Linked DNA regions of Homo sapiens: region 2 is linked to region 1. A link is a contact called in ENCODE Hi-C or POLR2A ChIA-PET data. All regions are on one chromosome and are shown on one strand. The core of a region is the stretch at or near the end of the contact, and the rest is flanking DNA. Distances in the headings are between cores, read along the strand shown. Region 1 overlaps TSHZ2 (teashirt zinc finger homeobox 2). Region 2 overlaps TSHZ2 (teashirt zinc finger homeobox 2).

Evidence for each region. A loop is a pair of places that touch in the nucleus more often than their neighbours do. ChIA-PET counts read pairs that join two places held with the same protein, here RNA polymerase II (POLR2A). Pooled maps may share reads with other maps.
Region 2: a loop to region 1 is called in a map of K562, with 3 times the contacts of the local background. The contact joins two enhancer-like sites. A Hi-C loop is called at or near these places in 1 of 168 maps with a recorded cell type or tissue (K562), 7 of 37 single-sample maps with no recorded cell type and 4 of 50 pooled maps. POLR2A ChIA-PET finds 5 or more read pairs at or near these places in 1 of 52 experiments (Panc1).

The regions. Positions count from the first base shown.
Region 1 is chr20:53,122,838-53,125,848 of GRCh38, reverse strand. All of the region lies in intron 1 of TSHZ2 (teashirt zinc finger homeobox 2), which reads right to left. Among named protein-coding and RNA genes, the nearest start is that of TSHZ2, 150 kb to the right of the region's middle. Within about 2 kb of position 1,573, at least 2 of the 41 ENCODE cell types and tissues checked have a DNase peak (open chromatin) inside an H3K27ac peak, as active enhancers do.
Region 2 is chr20:53,215,847-53,218,824 of GRCh38, reverse strand. The region is part of intron 1 of TSHZ2 (teashirt zinc finger homeobox 2); the gene reads right to left. Among named protein-coding and RNA genes, the nearest start is that of TSHZ2, 240 kb to the right of the region's middle. Within about 2 kb of position 1,609, at least 2 of the 41 ENCODE cell types and tissues checked have a DNase peak (open chromatin) inside an H3K27ac peak, as active enhancers do.

The DNA.
Region 1 (3,011 bases), core at 324-2,823:
TATTTCTATTTCAAAATTGTTGTAATTATTAAGCCCACTGATAGATTTGGTTATCTAATGTGTTAATAAAGAAGCTCATCTACAACTGCATCACAATTTTTTTTTTTTAAATATTTTGGTAACTGCATTCCTGTATAATTAGGTGTTTGGGTAATCTTTTATATATTTTATTCATTCAAAAACAGTATTCTGAAAAGGGGTCCACAGGTGTCAGCAGATCACCGGGGGGTTGCCTGATAGTATAAAATACTTAAGAACCCCTGCAGGAACGTAGGGTGGGAAAGAGCCTGAGGTAGGAAGCCAGGCCATTTGGGCTCAATTCATGATTATTCAATAATAGTAATACAGCGAGCAACCAGAAAGTGCTTGCCATGTGCCAGGCAATGTTCTAAAAGCTTCACAGGCATTAAATGTACTTCACCTTTGTAATCATTCTGTGAGACTCATCCTTTTACTATTCTTTACAAGAAAAGGAAACTGAGGCTCAGAGAGAGTAAGTAACATGCCCAAGGCCACTCAGCGGGTAACCAGGAGAGATGAGACTTATGCCCAGGGAGGACTTGCTGTTGACTTCTCTCCTCTACGGCCTTTCACAATATCTCTTTGTAATTATTAATAATTAGCAATAATATAAACCATTAGTAATAATATAAACAAGAACTTTCTATGCAACATTCATTTAATCCTCAAAATCACCCTATAAATTAAGCATTATGATTATTATCATCCTCATTTTCGAGATGACAAAATCGCATTCCAAAAGAGGTTGAGTAAATTGGCCAAAGCAATATAGCTTGAAAGTGATGCCAAATCCAGGTCACTGCCTGCTTTTGTAAATAAAGTTTTATTGGCACAGAGCCACACCCATTTGCTTACAAATTATCTATGGCTACTTCCTCTCAACAGCAGCAGAGTTGAGTGGTTGTTGCATGGTCTGCAAAGCCTAAAATATTTACTATTTGGCCCTTTACAGAAAAAGTTTGCTAACCTCCTAACAATCACGTGTTATGCCCACTCCCTGGCTGTGTCTGTCACTTTCTGGCTGACAGTGTGGCCCTGGGAAAGAAGTCACCTAAATCTCCATGTCTTCAGGTGGAAAATGGGCATGTAGCATCATCAACATCTTAGGATGGTTGTGAAGATAAAATGCAAAGAAAGAGTTTAGTATAGGTTCTGCTACCTGACAAAGGTTCAGAAAATCTTTATTGCTATATGATGACTATTGTTATAACTTGAGTCTATAACTAGGGCTTCATGCCATATTCTAAAAAGTCTAATCATCCGTAAAGCCAAGTTGGCAATTCCTGGTCATGTCGATGATGCATGGAGAGAGCTCCTCCTGATGCTAGGTTTGCATTTAGCTCTTCAAAAATGTGATCTGTCTCTCAGATTAGGACAACACTGCCCTCTGGAACAAACCAGTCACTGATCAGTGACCTAGTCCTTCCAGATGCATCAGCACTGCTTGAGCAGTTTGTTCATTAGGAATGAAATTCAGCCTCCAAATGGATTCAAGTGATTGGGACTAAATCTGGGTCCCAAATTGCCCAACAGAAGCCTGATTGCAGACATGCAGGGGGGTTCAAACCCATTGGAAAAGAGTACAGTTAAGCAAGAGAGATCCCCAGTGGGTAGTGAAGGGCCGGCCCAGGAAAGATAGCAGGATTACATAAAATGCATTTTTTAGGAGGAAAGAATGCCAACCCTATTTCCCTGCATGCTGCTTCCCAGGGAAACACTGGCTGACGCTAAAAGGGAGTTGTCTTCCCTAAGCTATGTCAACAGAGGAAAAGAGAAAATTAAGATGATTACATATGTTTAGGGGAAATTCGGGTGTTTTGGCTTGAAGTTTGCTTTCTCTATCAACCATATTAAGCAGGCAATTACCCAACGCTCCATTTGGCCTGGAAGATGCTGCATTAACACGGAGAATTGTTTTTATAAGCACCTTTTAAAAATTAAGGCAGTAGAGTCATGCACTTAGGAGTCCAGTTTTGGAACCAGGCATGTATGGGTTCAAAGCCCAGCCACCTTACTTTCAGGCTCTGGCCCTACACAAATTGTTTCATTCTTCCAGCTTCAGTTCCATAATTCGGGAAATGGGGTAGTGCTTGTTTTATGGGCCCCAGTACTTCAGTTCTCTAGCTATGCCCTTTGCCGGCTAACTTACTTGTATCTTCCTACTCTGACTGTAGGCTTGACTGTGCCATGTTGTCTACTGGGATGTTAGCAAGTGTGATGCAAACAAAAACTTGAAAAATGCTTACCTGAATGGACTTGTTCAGGCTTTTACCCTCAGCCATTGATGTAAGAAGAAAATGCCTAGGTTAGCCTGCTCCACAATTACACAGGTGTGATATGGGACCAAGTTGTCCTAGCCATCATAGTTGAGGCTGTCCTAGATCAGCCAACCGATAGTCAATCCCCTAAACATGTCAGTGAGTCCAGTCCAGACAAGCAGAGGCTGTAATCCCTCATGGAAGCTGATCATACGTTTATTGAAGAGGACCAACTGAGATCAGCCCAGCTCTAGCCCAGGTCATCTGTACTCCACAGACTGGTGAGCTAAAAAAATGTTAAAGTTTATGGCACTGAGATTTGGAGGTTTTGGTTATGGAGCACTGTCCTGTCAATAGATAACTGACACGGATGAGAATATTTACTTCATAGAAGTTGCTTTGAAAAATAGATGAGACAATACCTACTGAGATCCAGCACAGAGCTGATGGAGAGGTGGCTGGAGAAGCCGGATTGGTGACAGTGAGGAGATACTTCTGTGATTTAATCCGTGTTTTGTCTCCAACCCATTCATGTAGTTATGGGTGGTGCTTCTTATGTCAGGGAAGGGAAGTGGAAGAGTAGAAAGCGGAAATACCCAGTACCTCCCCCAGTTTTTATTTCCAAAAGTTTAAATCTCTAGGGAAGCTTAGAGAATTTGGAACAGAAATAAAAGAAAATGTATTTAATCAGAAGTGGGGGTTGAGAGTGGGCCTTCCTCATGCCCTGTCCCC
Region 2 (2,978 bases), core at 360-2,859, 93 kb before region 1:
GAATATTTTAGAATATCTTCATCACTGTAAAGAAAGATGCTCTCTCTTATTTTTCTCGAATTCTCAGTCTGTTTTCTCACTTTTGAGAGACATTACTATAGGAGACAACTCATTTTCTTTATGAAAAGAAAGACCCAAACACAATGATAAATGGCTAGTGATGTTTGGCCTCAGGGAGACAATAGAAAGAGGTAGGTATTGGGGAGAGTTGCTGAGTGAATGCCCTGCTGGAAAGAGGTGGCAACAACATAGCTCCAGCTAATCTCGTCATCTGCGAATATAGAACCAATGCGGTAGATGTTTGGATTTTGCAAAAGAATATGAGAAATTGAATTTTTATGCGAAATCACCTGATTGACAAATTTTGGCAATGCTGTGTACATTATTATTACGATTATCTATTTATTTAGTGGTTTGTGTGGGCCGAACAAATAAGTCGGCAAGCCGAATTCATTTGCCCCTGTGCCAACTGTTGTAAAGTTTGATCTTGCTTAATGCATCTCAATGTTTCCCATCTCTCAATTTGAATTATAATAGGTGCCAGCTGAGACCATGTGGTTGGTGCAGCACACACACAGCTCTGTTCCTTGAAAGCTACTCAAAGCAAATGTTCTAATCACAGGTGAGAGGCCCTCAGCCTATAGGCGTAGTCTTTAGAAAACAAATTTAGTGCAGAATAAAGGACAACATCATGACTTGAAAGAACCAGACTTGAGACTGTTTGTAAAGTGCAGCCTGCCATTTGCGGCTCCTTCAAAGGAGCCTCGGCTTTCTCACTCTTAAAAAGGAGGGTGTTGGGCTAGCCAGTCTCCTTTCTCCCAAAGTAAAATACTTGTCTGTATTGTTCAGGGAGGAGAATCTATGCTTTGGGATGTGAAAGCCTAGGTCTGACTCTCCTTTCTAACATAAATTAGATTTGCATAACTTCCTTCAACCTTAGTTTTTTTGTTTGCAAAGGTGAGGATAAAACCAGTAATGATATCACAGGATTATGTGAAACTTAAATGAGATAGTAAGTCAGATAACTCTGTGTAAACCAGGGGTTACAAGCAGGGGCAGTGGATCAAATGTAGCCCTTAGCCATATTTTGTTTGGCCCATGAATTGTTTCAAAATCAGAGAAATTTCACACTTAAGGATAGATGCCTTCTGAGAAGTTCTGACGTTACTGGCCCTGTGTGGTTGCGTGGCAGAGCTTTACCGCTTTTGCCTCCTCTAGACTGAGCACCAGGGATCTGCCATGGTCCCCATCCACTCCTTATATTGCGCCTGGCTCTCTGCACTTTCTGCCATTATTTGTCTGTGGGTTTGCAGCCCCTGGCAAATTAAGTGATGTGCAACGGTTCACTGGCGTTGCTGTTCTGATTATTGTTGTTCTTCCATCTGTTATCCCTTTCTGCTTGTGAGCCACATATTCGCTTCTTTGGGGCTCAGTTATCTGGTCTTTAAAATGGGAATAATAATATCTCACTTGCCTAGAGCCAGGGGGCTGTCGGGTGAGGCCAGGCCCCTTCTGCTCCCTGAGCGCCCAGAAGTGGGGCGTCCGACCAGCAGAGGGCGCTGGTACGAAAGGCTGCAGGTGCTGGCATCGGCCAAGCGCAGACAGGTGGGGCCGCGGCAGGTGCGGCTCTCGCACTATCCCCCTTTCACAACTTGGGAGGACACAGCTTCACCGGGTGGGCCTGACAGCGAGCAATTACTCATCCATCGATACAGCCGCACATCACCAGCAATGTGACTTTCTGGAATATGTAATGCGACCACAGACTTTCTAATGCCGCAGCCTGACAATCAGACACTAAAAATAACAAACGGGCCCGCTCAGGAACAGAAAGACACGGCCTCTTTGGAAACTGGGGATGGGCCGTTTCCAACTCTGCTCACCGCTGGAGCCCTGCACGGAATTCTCCGGGCGGTGAAGTGAGTCGCCAGGAGCTGCCAGGGGCTGCAGGGAGAGTTCCCGCATTTGAAGGGTGTGTTCACTTTTAGACAACTCAGTCCCAGCAAGATGTAGACAAATTGGAGCAAGTTCAGAGAAGAACAACCCACATGATTAAGGGGAAAGAGGATTGATTTATAGAGAAATATTAAAGCAGCCAAACATGTCTGCGCTGTGTTCTCCAGGTGACAAATCAGAGAGTGACACATTGTGGGGCTCCATGCACCTTTGAGAGGTGTAAACATCAGGGGATGAGAAACTAGCTCAGTGCAAGGAGCTTTTCACAGCATTTTCTAAGATGGCATTAACACCAGAAAATGTTCCTGGCTGGTGAAGGGTTGGTTGGGTCGCACCTATGCTTGAGAACCCTTTGTTGTCCTGATTTTGCCTGGCATAAAATGACATATCCTAGCTAGGGGTTCACATTTGTGGCCTTCAGTGCTCTGGCTGTGGCCTATTTTTCCTTGTATGTTCACGTCCTTGACTTTCTGCCAGGGATTCCGCCACCCCAGTCCCATTTGTCCTCACTCCAGCTTTACCTGACTACCTGTCTTACTCCTCCATCAGGAACTGAAATGCTTAGGAGCCAACAATGGCTTGGCTGGTGAAGTGAGGTGTGGAGAGGGCTGGGGAAGACAACAGGACCAGCAATTGCAAGGTGAGAACAGATGACAGGGACATTCCTTGGGTGTTGACTTCATAGAATGCTGAAATACTAGTGTCTTATTAAAAAGTGAGCTGGCCCCCCACTGTTTTCTATTCCTCATTCTGAGGAAGAGCTAAGGTCGTGCCTTTCTGTCCTCCAGATATGAGTCTCTGGGAATTTGACTGGGGAAGAAGGTCTTGGCCAAAATGAAGAATTCTGGGAGAAGAGGAATCAGACATCAGAGACAGGTGTTTGGCCTTAGGGGAAAAAGGGCAGGAGCTCAACCCTAGGAGAAAGACTGGGAATTAGGCCTGGGACCCCTCTTTTCCCATCCCTATGAAACCATTTTTTAAATTTTTTTTTTTTTTTTTTGAGACGGAGTTTTGCTCCTGTT